2 separate regions of the Homo sapiens genome follow, and region 2 is linked to region 1. The links are chromatin contacts, found by Hi-C or POLR2A ChIA-PET in ENCODE. All regions are on one chromosome and are shown on one strand. Each heading gives the region's core, a stretch centred on a gene start or an enhancer-like site at or near the end of the contact. The rest is flanking DNA. Distances are from core to core; before and after follow the strand shown.

Evidence for each region. A loop is a pair of places that touch in the nucleus more often than their neighbours do. ChIA-PET counts read pairs that join two places held with the same protein, here RNA polymerase II (POLR2A). Pooled maps may share reads with other maps.
Region 2: a loop to region 1 is called in a pooled map, with 4 times the contacts of the local background. The contact joins two enhancer-like sites. A Hi-C loop is called at or near these places in 1 of 37 single-sample maps with no recorded cell type and 6 of 50 pooled maps. POLR2A ChIA-PET finds 5 or more read pairs at or near these places in 1 of 52 experiments (H1).

Annotation. Positions count from the first base shown.
Region 1 is chr3:149,270,883-149,278,522 of GRCh38, reverse strand. It overlaps the pseudogene CPHL1P. Among named protein-coding and RNA genes, the nearest start is that of TM4SF18-AS1, 10 kb to the left of the region's middle. Within about 2 kb of position 4,090, at least 3 of the 41 ENCODE cell types and tissues checked have a DNase peak (open chromatin) inside an H3K27ac peak, as active enhancers do.
Region 2 is chr3:149,039,870-149,047,509 of GRCh38, reverse strand. It overlaps HLTF (helicase like transcription factor), which reads left to right. Exons shown (of 25, transcript NM_003071.4): 18 at 1,251-1,430; 19 at 5,220-5,344; 20 at 5,842-6,020; 21 at 7,354-7,479. Among named protein-coding and RNA genes, the nearest start is that of HLTF-AS1, 43 kb to the left of the region's middle. Within about 2 kb of position 4,454, at least 2 of the 41 ENCODE cell types and tissues checked have a DNase peak (open chromatin) inside an H3K27ac peak, as active enhancers do.

The DNA of each region.
Region 1 (7,640 bases), core at 2,841-5,340:
TCTCAAAAAAAATAAGAAAGGAAAAAAAAGAAAAAAGAAATTATAGTATGTTTGTATATTAATAGAATATCCAAAATAGGTAGGAAAAGCTATGCTGAGGTTAAAATGAAAGAACTAGACTTCTAGGTACTGACATAAAAGACATCTAAGATATATAGTTGAGGAATAAAAGCAAGCTACAAAATTATACACACCATGTTCTTTTAATTTTTTAAAAATTTTGGTGGGTATATAGTAGGTGTCTATATTTATGGGGTACATGAGATGTTTTGATACAGGCACGCAATGTGAAATAAGCATATCATGAAGAATGGGATATCCATCCCCTCCAAGCATTTATCCATTGAGTTTCAAACAATCCAATTACATTCTTTGTTATTTTATGTATATTTGTTATTATTGACTATAGTCACCCTGTTGTGTTATCAAATACTAGGTCTTACTCATATATCATATGATTGTGTTGTCTTAATATTTCTAACCATGGGTTTCTAAACCTAAATTAGAGTCTAACTTTTGAAACACACTGTGGCTTTCCAATTCTAAAATCTCAAACAATACCTAATAGTAATAGATATTACAATACATGATGATACCCAGATCAGATCAATGGCTTATAAACATTCCTTCTCCTTTCCTTACTTATTGTATTCTCAGCCAAGGCACTCTATTTGTTCAATAAATTTGACATTTAAATCTAACATTTCTTGGTATCTCCAGGAAACAGAAAGAATAAATGCTTCCTATCTAATCTTCCTATCCTAATCTGTAGGAGTTATAACCTACTGGAGTAAAGTAAATACCACATGGAAATTTAAGCAACAGTCTGAAGCAGGATGTGGTTTGTTGACAGTCTGTGTCACAGCTGGTAAATTCAGAGAGGGGCATGTTTCTAAGCTGAAATGGTCAGGGAAGTCTTCACTGAGAAGGTGAAGTTTCAGTTGAGCCTTGAAGAATGGGAAAAATTTGGATTAGCCGAGAAAAAGAGAGGCTGAGGGAGGCAAAATCAGACTGGGAAATGGGCACAAATAAGATGAGATAAATTCAGAAAGCACATTATAACAACGAAGGAACAGGAAGTACTGTAAATAACACTTGTTAAATGTTGACTATGCATCAGCTTCCTTGTGTGTCCGCAAGCTCCTCTGTAAGATGGCTGTCATTGAATTTACACAACTTCCTAACTGGTAGGTAATATTATCATTTTATAAATGAAGAAATGAAGTTACATAATTACACATTGCTGATAACTGACAGTGCTAAGAGTCAAACACAGGCTGTCTGATTCCAGGTTTTCTGCATTCTCTCCCACCTCACACTGTGTTCCTAGTAAGAAAACTCCCCAAAGGGAAGGGATCCTATAAGTGAATTTTGGGGACAAATCTGGAATATCAGAGATACCAGATTGGGGCCTAGATTACATGGATAGTCTTAAATGCTAAGAAATTTGAGAATAACTTAATGAAAGTCTTAAATGACAAGAAATTTTAAATTATCATCTAGTAGAAAAACTTGATAAAGGTAGCATTTCAAGAATTTTCCGGGAATGGTACGTAGAATGGACTAAATAGTAAGAAAGTGGAGGCTGGAGACTAGACAGAAGAATATTCCTATATTTTAGGAATAGATAATCATTATCAAGGGACAGTGGATGATGGGCAACCTAACGATCCAGTGTGTTGTGCAACATTTCACCTCACCTGACAATGAAATCCAAAACCACTTGGAATGGAAATGACATATATGTTAATGAAGACAGATAATGTATGTCAGTAGACACAAATGAAAGAAGAAAGCCTGGATTATAAAAGGTAGGCAAGCCCTACTCAGTTAACTTCTCCAGGCTCAGAATTTGAAAATGAAGGCACTTTTACCATTGACCTTTCTGTTTTTTATTAGTTCTCCAGGTTGGGCAATAGATAGGCACTGCTACATAGGCATTGAAGAAAGCATTTGGAACTATGCTCCTTCTGGTAAAAATATGCTCAATGAAAAGCCTTTTTCTGAAGACCTGTAAGTAATCCTTTGCATTTAACAAGTTATTATCTGAAGCAAAAGTTGGTAATTGTTGATCATTGATGAAATGCTGATGAAAACTTTCTCATGATTGACACTTGCAGGACACATATGCCATTAGAACCACTTCGTTTGTTTAGTTCCAACATGGTATGGAAAAGAGGTAGTAATACAAATCCAAAATTGCTCTTTCCTGGAATGATCGCCACTCTTGTCTTCCTGACACGTTATTTTGCAGATCACAGCTAATTCTGTTTATCATTAATTTTGTTCACGTGATAAGGTATAAAACAACACTTTCCTTTTGATATGTGTGTAGCTGTTTTCTCGATTTTTCTCTTCAGATAATTGAGAGAGGGAAATATAGAGGACATGAGTGGGGTTCTGATTTACCACGGTTTAAGAGCAAAACACCTTAATGCTACCAACAAATCCACAAATCCATTTAAATGTGTAAACAGTCCTAAATCATGGGAACTGATCGACTACTTGAATGCTAAAGTAACCTTAAAGTGGGGTTAGAAACATAGACACAGTTCAGTTTAAAGAATTTGGCATGTCTTTTAAACCAAAATGCCACATGTTTTACTTACTACATTTGTATTTGATTTCTTCATTCAGTATTTCAACACTCTTCTCACCAATTATACCTGTTTTTGACTCCCATCACATTTTCTCCAGCCTCTGGGTTTTATCTGCCAAAATTAGGCTGTTGAGCTTCTGACTTTTCATTTAGCTTATTTAACACTTTGTTTCTTTCCAGTCAACATTTGTTAAAGTTCTGTCTTTTTTGTTTGTTTATAGAGAATTTCTACAAGGAGGTCAAGCGAGGAAGAGCTTTGTTTTTAAAAAGGCTTTGTATTTTCAATATTGATACTGATAATACATTTCAAAGGATCATTGAAAAACCATCCTGGTTGGGATTTTTAGGTCCAATGATTAAAGCAGAGACTGGAGACTTCATTTATGTACATGTAAAAAATAATGCTTCAAGAGCTTATAGTTATCATCCTCATGGGCTCACCTACTCCAAAGAAAATGAAGGTAAGCAGATCCTCTTTCCTGAGTTTTGCTTATGGAGAGTATGAGCACATTGCATTAGAAAAAGCCAGGTAATCATGGACTGGTCAGCATTCTGAGCTACGTGGAGTTTAGAGTGGATGCAGACTCTACTTCTGATGTATTTAAAGTTTATACCCAAGACAGTCCTTTTTTAGTTTCTCATCTTAATTGAGTGACAGCCCTTATGCAATTCCTAGGAAATAAAACACTTTTCCCTTACTCACCAGAAAAGAAAAAAAAGGTGTTTTTTTGTTTCGTTTTGTAGGAAACACTCATGAGCTAAATGTTAGGTTGGCAGAAATCCTGTTCTGCCCCCACCTCATTTCCATTTCCTAGTAGATGAGGATCACCCTCTGGGAAGATATCAGTATCAAGAGAAATCACTACTTTCCAGGCAGACTCTTCTCTCCTACACAGCTACAGTCACAGATACATCATGATTTTGGAAAAAAAAAAAAAGGAAGGGAAGAGAAAGCCAACAAATAGGATTTTGTGAGTTTTTGGGAGACAACAAGGAAAGCTAGGAAAACAGAGTTTGGAATTGTCTTTAGTAGAACACAGATATTTTTTCCCAGTGTTTGAAATATGGTTTTTAAAAGGCCTGGCATAAATCTTTAGAAAACTGGAATTTTAGGCCAACTTGATAAGAGTACCACCTATAGCATACGTGCTCCTTCCAACAGAGGCTCTATGATAATACAGGGCAGCGGAAATCCCATATGCCATTCCTTTCATCTGTCATCATTATTTTGCCATGTTACATGACCATCTTGCAATGATTATTGCCCTTTAAATATAGTCTATAAAAAAAAAGAAAAATAGTCTATATTATAGACATATAATGTGAAAAATGTTAACAAGAGTTTGCTTTATTTTTTTACTTTTTAATCAACTCTCAAAACTTGAACTGAGGTTTGATGATTCCGTCAGGGAAGCATGAAGAAGAACTAGAAAACAGGCCTTGAATTAATCCTCTGGACTGAAACAGACTCAGGAAACTGGACCATGACTGGAGCCAGTTCCAGCTGGGCCGCTGGGCAGGAAGAAAGTACAAAACAGTCAGTCATAATTTCTTCATGTTCAGTGTGGAACAGGAGGGTCCCAAAAGAAGAATAGAGAATCAGAGGCTGCTCATGTTTCAAAGTCTTTTATTGAATAAAGGAATTTTATTCATAGTTAGCAGGATCCAGCCACGAGGGGTAAGGATCTGAGGCAACACTTTAGCCAGAGAAGAAGAAAGAAAGGAGAGCAACGGTCCAAAGTCAGAACTGAGGTAATAGTTCAGAGTAACGGCATGGGCCACCTTCGGACTGCAGTGGGCTACTTGGAAGTAACAGGGACACCCTTGGATGCCCTGGGTCCCAAGTCTGACTGGCAATGAAGAAAATATGGAGGGCAACTCGGGAGTCCAGAGGTTACCTCTGCATCTGAGATCTAGGCACATGGTAGGTGCAAAATAAATATTTGTTGAATCCATCAGTAAGAGTGATGATAGCCTATTATATACTGCCTGCCTCATTCCAATTTAGTCTAAAAACTGCAGCCAAGCTGAGCATTCAGGTAGAAGCCAACTAAAGGGGATTTAGGGAGGTAGGAATCTGGGAAATGGTGGGGAGAAATGCACACTTTTTGAGAAATACAAAGTAGCATAATGGAGGAAGCCCGAGTCACATTCAAAATAGTGTTATCCAATATTTACTGTAACCACAGTGCAGAATATGTTTTCTAGGTGCTATCTATCCTGATAATACGACAGGCCTGCAAAAGGAAGATGAATATCTGGAGCCAGGGAAACAATATACCTACAAGTGGTATGTAGAAGAACATCAGGGACCTGGCCCCAATGACAGTAATTGTGTGACAAGAATTTACCATTCCCATATAGACACTGCAAGAGATGTAGCTTCGGGACTTATTGGACCAATACTGACTTGTAAAAGAGGTAACTTTAAAAAAAAATCTCATTGCAGTAAAAGAGTAAACCAGAATGGGTAGGCTGTCCTCTGCTCTCCTAGAGGAATTTTACTATCCAAGGCACTCCATTTTCCTGCCTTAACCTTGGTTTTCCAGTCAAGAATGGAAACTTGCCATCTTGGACTCTGAGCACTAGATGGCGATCTCAAATCCAACCCTCAGTTCAACCAATAATTCAGGTTGGTCACTAGATGGTAGTCAAACCCAATAAACTTCACTTCGGCCATCTTCCTTCAAAATTACTGCCACCTTTTTGTGTTTATGTTTTAAGGTGAATCAGTTAGAATCATCAGTTTATTAATAATTCTTGCAAGGAGGAAGTTTTGCTGATATGTTTCTAACTTGCAAGGGAATATAGAGTTTTGAAAATTCTGATTTGGTTCATTAAAACAAGATCAACAAAGCAACAGCACTAGATTAATTATGAAGTTAATGAGCAAATTTAACTTCCTATGACAATCAAAGTTTAAATTTTAGGTGAACAAACATCTCTCCACAATAAATATTTTAATAATTGCAGTTTCCTATGCCAAACACACATAGTCTCATGATTACAAATTACATTCCTTGGGAGATAACTTTTTTTTTTTTTTGTATTTTTAGTAGAGGCTGGGTTTCACCATATTAGCCAGGCTGGTCTTGAACTCCTGACCTTGTGATCCGCCCGTCTCGGTCTCCCAAACTGCTGGGATTAAAGGTGTGAGCCACCGTGCCCAGCCGGGAGATAACTTTTTAAACCAACTTTGGAAGAGCTTTTTGCCCTTCTCAAAATTGCAAGGAACTCAACTGCATAATGGCAAGATAAAGAATATGTGTTTATTATATTTAACTTAAACATTAGCTATCTAGTCTGAACATTTCCAAACTTTCTCCCTTTTCTTTTTAAACAGTAAGATAACTTAATGCTTTGCATTCTCAAAGGCAAGTATGTGAACTGCCATCAAGCCTTCCTTGGTTGGGTACAGTGGCTCATGCCTGTAATCCCAGCACTTTGGGAGGCCAGGTTGGGAGGATCACTTAAGGCCAGGAGTTTGAGACCAGCCTGGGCAACATAGTGAAACTGTGTCTCTACAAAAAAAAGAAAGAAAAAGAAAAAGACTTTCTCACTTACAGTTATGTTGATTTATGCCCTATGGTTTTAAATATAAGGCTGTTATAAAATATTTGGGACTGATAATAATTTTATAGAATATTATATTTTTATATACTTTTTAAATATTATAACTATTTTATTCCCACTGTCCTAAGCACTTTTCTCTTTTGTTCAATCTAAGCGCACAGAGGGATCTTATCCATTTTGAGTCATTTGTTTCCATCTGTGGGTTAATGAGTCTGAAATCTGTAACTTTGGTTCAAACTCCTTTACTGATAGTCAGGCCTGGCAACTTGGCGTCTCTACTTGGGTGTTTCATCCGTACCTAAATACGTCATATTCCAAAACCCGTCATTTGTTCCTGCCCTGAATCTCTCCCTTCCTTCTGTGTTCCCTGCCTTGGGGAATGGCCCCAGTATGCTCCAATTAGTCACTGGAGACAAAACCTTGGGTAACATTCTTGATACTGCCCTCTCCCTCATCACTTGCTAAATACATCAGTCAAGTCCCGCCAGCTCTACTTCGTACACATCACAAGGTCAGCTCACTTCTCTTCAGCTCCACGAACTCTAACCTAGTTCAGGCCACTGCCATCTTTTTGCTAGGATACCCACAACAGCCTCTTAGCTGCCCCACCAGTCTCTAGTGCTTCCCCTTTCAATTCATCTCCACTTGGCTTTCTGTCTGGGGGGTGAAGGTGGGAGGATGATTCTGAGTCTGTCACTCCTTTGCTTAAAATCCTTCAAGGACTGCTGATTGTTCTGACGATAAAGTCCAAATTCCTTTTATCTTAATTGCTGCCTGGAATCTTCTCTACAGGTACACCCCAGCAAACTCCTCATCCTTTAAATATCAACTGAGGTGTCACTGCCTTCAGAAAAGATTTCCATACCCAAAATTAAATTAACCAGCTCCCAAACACTGAACTCTTCCCTACTATAGAACTTTACACACTATAGTATCTTATTAATTGATGGCGTCCACCCTTGATTGTATGCCCTGCAAGGGTAGATAACTGTCTTGTTCACTTTTATAAACCCAACACTTGTCATAGTACCTAACACATTACAAATATTCAATAAATATTTGTTGAATATAAGCATAGAAGAATAAATAAATTGGTATGAACTAAAGTTATCCTTCGTTTGAGGAAACACAAATTTTTAGACTTTGAACAATCTCACGCGATAATGGTCATCAGATGCAGACACTGCAGAAAGTTACTGATTTGATGTAAAGATGAGTATGGATTCTTTAAATATGGCTTCATATAGGTAATATGCTTTTTTAAGTTTGTTGTAAACTTTACAAAAACCGACATCCCACATCGCAAACATTTACCTTTTTCACGTGCCCTAACAATTAACAAAACTGTAGATCGTAAAAGTAGTTGTATCTGTAACAATGGTTCTAATTAATGTCTACATGAAAAGTAAGAAATGTGTTTTTTGTTTCAGGGACACTGAATGGAGACACTGAAAAAGATATTGACAGG
Region 2 (7,640 bases), core at 3,205-5,704, 230 kb after region 1:
CCAGCATGCCCCGCTAATTTTTGTATTTTTAGTAGAGATGGGGTTTCGCCATGTTGGCCAGGCTAGTCTCAAACTTCTGACCTCAGGTTATCCTCTTGCCTCGACCTCCCAAAGTGCTGGGATTACAGGCATGAGCTACCACACCTGGCCTTACATAGCTTTATATAGTGAATGATGTGAGGTACCATGACCTTAGCAAAAGTTGTATAGGAAAGTTTTATGTGGTTGTTTCTGGTGGAGATAGATAAAAGTTGAGAACATAAATTAAAACTCAGTGATAGCCATTTTGCAAGATGTAATGTGGTTCAACTTTTTGGCTAAAGCACCGGTTTATAGACTGAAGATTTGAGAGCTATTAGTGGGATATAAAATCATTATAAAGGTGGTAGCCAGCATTTAAAAAGACAATGAAATAGAGAAGAGATTAGTAAATATCGGAGTGCATGATACATAGTAAGTATTATTTTGTGAAATATTTGTTTCTTTTGTATGTGTTTGTATATTTTTGCTGGATAGAATGTGTTTCTTACTGTGAGTTATAGTGAGAAAGCTTCAAGAGCCACTAACCTAGTTGGCAGTACTATCCACTTGATTCCTCAAAACCAACTATTTAAACTCCAGGAAATTGTATTTATATTTCAATGTTGGGAAAAAACAAGAATTGATACATCTCTTTTTTTCCAGTACTGAGAAAGAAATGTAAAGATTGTGGAACCTGTAAAGCATTTTTCTGTGTTCTGAATTACCATATTATCTTTTTATTTTGGGGGCACTCATTACTTTATACAATTACTTATTTATATACTTTTGATTTTAATATTACAGAATGTAGTATCTTACCCATATTTGTATTCTTACAACATTTAATTCAGTGCCTGGCACTTAATAGATACTTAGAATTTGAGTGTTGACTATTCGGTGATGGAGTTGACAGGACAGTTGAGAAGTAAAAGAGTTAGTGATTGGAACAAAAATGGGGAACAGAACTTACGAAAATAAGGACAGGATATAAAAAGATTAAACTATGTTAGGTATTGAGGGGAAATTTCCATACATTTGTTTTAATAATTTTATTTTTGTAGAATACTTCTGTGATTATCAGATTGGTTAAAATCCCAAATAAGGGATTTTAAAAACACTTTTACAGAAGCTATAAAACAGTAACAAATTAAAATGTTCTGTTTCGTTCTTCTTGGATCAATTTATGTAGAAATTAAAAGTTACATAATTATTTGTTTTATTCTGATTAGGCGTTTACAGTCCCTAATTAAAAATATTACACTTAGAAGAACAAAGACAAGCAAAATTAAAGGAAAACCTGTTTTGGAGTTACCAGAACGTAAAGTATTTATTCAGCACATTACACTTTCAGATGAAGAGAGAAAGATTTATCAGTCTGTGAAAAATGAAGGCAGAGCCACTATTGGAAGGTATGGAGAAAGAAAACCATGTTAAAAATTAGTTTTTGTTTACTTTGTTTCCCATTCACTGAATGACATTATTTAGATGTGTTAGCAATAGTTTGAAGTATACTGAAAGATAATTTGCTTCTATGAATTACAGTGTTTTTTACAAATCAATAAAGTGAATGAAATAATAGTATAATTCACCAGGTAAGTAATTTTTTAAGTTAGGAAATAATTTAAAGCTTACTTTAAATGACAAGTTCTCAATTGCTAGCCAGAAGATTTTGCTTGCTTCTATTTCCAAAATCGTATGGAAATCTGGAAATAGGAACTGATGAAATAGGTTTAACAAGAAGATTAAGGATTGGTAGAAGGTATGAAATTCTGGTCCAAGCAAGATCAGGTTTAATGTGAGCCCACAGGGAACAGAATGAATAAGAGACAAGTGAAAGCAGAATAGGACTGTGAAAGGGGAATCTTCAAAACATAAAAACTTCAGTGAGGTAGGTACAAAGCAGGTTTGATAGGAATTAGAGAGAGTGGGAAAGATTGTTCTAAGCAGCAGATTTCTGAGTTCAAAATCTTCTTTCTTTTCATATTCTTTCAACAAAAATTTATTAAGTGCCCACTGTGTGCCAGGCACTTATACCCATTGGGATACAGCAGAATAAAACAGACAAAAATGCCTGCACTCGAGGAATTTATATTTTAATGGGAAGAAACAGATAATTTAAAAACATGATTAAGTTTTAAGGAATAAAGCAACGAAAGGGGATGGGGAATGCCAAAGCTGTTTTAGTAGGGTATTAAGGAAGACCTCACTGAGAAGATGATATATAGGTAAAGATCTAAAGGAGATTGGGATTAAGGGGTGTTTCAGCCAGAAGGAAGAGCAAGTGTAGATGCTCCCAGTTGGGAACATGCCTGGTGAGCTTGAAGAATAACAGAGAAGCAAGTGTGGCTGGATAGTATGAACGAGAGAAAATAGTCATGATATCAGAGATTTATTGGAATGGGGGTATGTAACGCATATGTCAAGGACTTTGGCTTTTACTTTTTATGACAGGAAACCTTAAAGGGTTTTGAGCCAGGAGAGGGACGTAATCTGATTTATATTTTTAAAAGATCACTCTGGCTGCTGTGCTCAGATTTAGGTTATTTGAATAGGAATAAGGTCAGAAGTAGGGAGACCAGTGGCAGTCAAAGCAAGAGATGATGGTGGTTTTTACCATAGTAGTGATAAAGGGAGTGAGAAATGATTAGATTCTGTTAAATTGTGAACGTAGAACCAACAGAACTTGCTGGTTGATATGTTATGGCATGTGAAAGAGGAATCAAAGATAACTTCAAGCCTTTTTACCTGCATAAGTGGAAGGCTGGAATTGCTGTTTACCAAGACAGGTCTATGGGAAGAGCAGAGATTTTTTTAAGCTAAGATCAGAAGCTCAGTTTTGGACACATTGATCATAGGATGCCCGTGAATTTTCCAAGTAGAGATATCAAATAATTAGTTGGATAGGAGAGTCGAGTTCAAAGTCAGCTATGTGTGGATGGTAATTAAAGCCATGAGATCACCAAGGGAGTGAGTAAAGTGAAAGAGATCTAACTGTGAAGATAGCAATGGCTGGTGAAATAGGAGGAAGGAAGCTTCTAATATTTAGCACATGGTAGGCACTCAAAAGAGATCTCTTAAATTGAAATGCTGAGTATCAGTAAGATATGACCATGCCAGGGAATAATTAGTGTTAGTAAAGGTTATTCTATTTGAAAAAGTTGAAAAAGATTAACTTTATTGAAACTGTTCTCAGAAAATAAGTTATTTTTAAAGTATTCTTTTTAATAGGCTATATATTTACTAACATTTATTTAGCACTCACTAGGTGTTATACATTGATCTTAGTGCTTTAAATGTATTCACAGCAATCCTATTAGGTCAGTATAATTATCCACATCTTATAAGTGAGGAAACTGAGGCACAGAGCAGTTTAGGTGACTTACACTGTTGTCACACAGCTAGTGAGTGACAGGACAGATTAACTCTGGCACTTTGGTTTAGAGCTTGTAAGTTTAATCTTTGTATTATTTTGCCTATTCCTTGCATTCTTGAATATTCAGAAATGTTTGTTGCCATAATACTACCAGTACTAATACTAGCAACAGATTCATGTATAGCACTTAATATAGTCCAGGCACTATTTTAAATACTTTACATGTATTAAATTAAATAACAGTAGTTGTATGAGGTAGGTACTTTTACAATGCCACTGTTAGAACTGAGGAAGCTCAAGACATAGGTTAAGCAACCTGTCCAAGGTTACATAATTAAATTGGCACAGCCAGGTTTTGAATTCATGACCAGCTAGCTCTAAAAATTTGTACTCTTAGCCGTTAGGCTATATTTCTTCTGTTGCCTTAAAATACTTAAATATCAGATGGCCTGGTTATATAATTTTTGGATCACCCATTTCCTTAAGAATCTATGTTGTCATTGTACCACTGTATTTTGTATAGAATGTTTCTGTGGGGAAGCCTGGTTTTTTTTTTTTTTTTTTTTTTCCCTCTGAAGTTCAGCAACTTCTTTGTTGACTTTCCCCTGGGACATGTGATATTATTTAAATCTTTAGATTCCAGGCTTTTCCCCCCTTCTCTTTCCTGGAAAGCTTTCTTTAAATATTGTTTTCTGTTCCATTATTTTATTTCTCTCTGTGTATGTTAGATGTCTTTTATCTGTGTTCCATAGGTATCATTTTATTTCTGATCTTTTACATTTTTTTGTTTAATTTTGATTTTCTCAGTCCTGTTTCCTACATCCTTTTCTATGTTTTTATCAGTGACTAGTCTTTTTTTATATTGGCTTATATTGGTTTCAGTGTGACTTTCATTTCTCTGATGATTCACTGTTTTCTTTCACTTTCTTGAGCCATACCAGCTCATCTTTCATCTCTTCCTGTTCTCTTGCCATATTTTTTCAAAGCTCTTTGTCTTTGCTTTAAGATTTTTTTTTTTTGGAGGAATTGTTTTATTGAGTGGTGTTAAATTGTGACAGTATCCTTGGTCATAATTTTTATTTGCTCTGTGGCAACATTTTTCTGCTGAGTTTTCTTTCACTGCCATGTGTCCCCTACCTTTGCTCTCTGCTGATTATTACTTATATTTGAATATCTTGAGTTCTTCTTGGACTAGCTATTTGCTAGTCCAGATATACAAAAGGGAAAGGTCACAATCATGTCCCCGACCAGCAGGAAATAACCCAATTTACTTAAGACTCAGGGTTACATGTTGAGTTACTTTAGGTTTTATTAGTACACATAAACAGAGATCAGAAACTTTAGGGGTGCTTGGAGTGTAGAGTGCTGTGCCCATAGTCTTTTTTTGAAAATACAGTGCACCTGTATGTTTCTGTATTCAGTTTACCTTCCCTCTTTTTTTGATATAAATTTCTCCATGGAAGCTCAAGTCACCAAGCATGCACCCTGTTCCTGTTTCTGCACATGAGAGGTATTGATTTTCCCCTCAGGGCATGCCATCCATTTTAAAGAATTGTGTTTTGGCAGCTCTGTTTGAGATCTGCAGTCATCCCTCTCAGCATCTTCCTATCTGACTTAGACTGCAATTGGCAGCCATTTCTCATATATTGTGCCTTATTGTTATAGATCTCTCTTGGTTTTATTAGAGTTGCTTTTCTGCTTTTCATTCTTGTTTTGGAGTAATTTCTAGAGAAGAAAAGAAAAATGCCATTTTACTCTGCTGTTTTAGAATAGGAAGTTATTATTGTTTAGCGGACTTAATAATATTTGACATTTTAATCTCTAGGTATTTTAATGAAGGGACTGTCCTGGCACATTATGCAGATGTCCTGGGTCTTTTGCTTAGACTGCGGCAAATTTGTTGCCATACTTACCTTCTTACAAATGCAGTGTCTTCCAATGGCCCCTCAGGTAGGTAAATTTGATTGCTTCATATCATTGTATTTGTCAGAGATACTTAAATAAGAGTGATAAATTTTTTTTATGTGGCATACATTTAGTTTATTTTGTTCTGTCAAATGGAGATTGCTTTTAGTGTGAGACTCAGCTAGGAATACATCCAATAATTTTTTTACCAATGAAATGGAATTATAATGAGGTCTTTCCAGGAATTCCGGTGATAGATACCCTTTGATGAAAGATTCATATTGGATCTGCCTTTTATTGTGTGGTGGTATGTTATTGTCATGTTATAATGATGCTTCTCTATGAGGTATATTATGTGAGTTGGCTACTATTTTGGCTTCTGAATGTTTCTTAAATTTCAAATTTAAATTATGCTTTTTGCCTATGGCAGAAAATGATGAGAGACTTTCCCTACTGGCAAGCGAAACTTTTCCTTATAAGATAGATTAACTTGTCATATTACAAACCTTGCTCTGAAATTAATTTTTCAGCCTTTTCTCTAGGAAATGATACACCTGAAGAACTGAGAAAGAAGTTAATAAGGAAGATGAAGTTAATTCTGAGCTCAGGTTCAGATGAGGAATGTGCAATTTGCCTGGATTCTTTAACAGTTCCTGTGATAACACATTGTGCACATGTATTTTGTAAACCCTGTATTTGCCAAGTCATTCAGAATGAGCAGGTTAGTTTTTTGCTCAGTACAGGTTCAGTGTTTGATAGAGTAGTGTACCTGTCTTTAATATAATAAAAGATAGTATATGGAGTTTTGCACTTGGATTTAATAATATACCTTTGATAGTTAATTATTCCAGTATTTTAATAGGTGATATATTTCTTCTAATGCAACATTTGCAACATAAAAAGATGTTCACAGTCAATATCTTAATTCCGCTGTTTATATCATTGCTGTTCAATAAATGGATTGATAATGTGAGACACAAAGATAATTTTCAGTTTTCTAGTAGTCATACTCTTAAGTAAAAAGAAACATTAAGCTAATTTTAATACATTTGTATTTAACCCAATATATCTAAAATATAAAAAGTATTAATGTGCTTTTTACAAAAAACTAAATCTTCAGAATTTGGTGGTGGTGTATACTTACAGCACACCTCAATTTGGCTTAGCCACATTTCAAGGACGTAATTGCCCCATGTGATTATTGGCTATTGTGTTGGATAAGGTAGGTCTAGATTCTTTTGTGTGGTAGAATTTTTTTGAAGTTGACTAGTCTGTTAAGCAGTCATTCAGCTGGGGTAGAATTTTTTTAAACATTTTAAATTGATATATAACATATGTAGAAAAAATGTATAAATTCATAATTAAATAGCTCAGTCAATTATGAGGTAAACATATTCCTGTATCTGCTGCCTAGGTCCCCTTGTGGCCCCTCCCAACCATTTACCCTCTCCCTCTTCCCCAAAAGTAACCCCACTGTATTGACTTTTAAATAATTTTAGCTTCAGAATTATTTAATTGTAATGGTGTTTTATATATAGTTATTTAAGATATAATCTTATTTTATTAACAGGTTCAAACGGGTACAACAGATGTTGCTTTGGAATGAACTTGATAGGATTTAACAGATCCTAGTAGCTTTATAAGCTATTATAAGCTTTATAAGCTTAATAGCTTTATAAGCCATTAAGATGGATTTTTTTTTAAAGAATAGTACTAAATAGTGTAGCTGTATTGTATTTAGGTTCAATAAATTGTTATTCATAGATTTTTTTTTTAAACTTGCTTACAATGTTATAATTTTTGGTTTCTTGCTCTTGCTTCTAGCTAGTCCAGATCACATACTTTTGCTCCCTCCTTTATCCGTTCTACTTACCACATTATGTCTGGAGTTCAGCATGTTCAGATGTCTCTTAAATGGATGAAATCCATTAAAAGGTTTAATAAAATGTTAGCTATGAGAGATACAGATTTTAGCATACATTTAAAAATTTTTAGGCATATTTATATTTGTTCTTCTGTTAAGTGTTGCTCATACTTCGTTCTTTCTTATATAGCCACATGCTAAATGCCCTTTATGCAGAAATGATATACATGAAGATAATTTATTAGAATGTCCTCCAGAAGAATTAGCACGTGACAGTGAGAAAAAGTCTGATATGGAATGGACATCCAGTTCAAAGGTAAAGTACTCATGTGCAAATATTTGAGTATTTGTTTTACCTTTATATAAGGAAATATACACAGTATATCAAAATCGTAATTCTGCTTTCATTCCTGTCATTTTAGTGTTCTGTTGTTGACCACTGGCTTTTTATTTTTAGTGGTGAATTTGAGGGGAAAT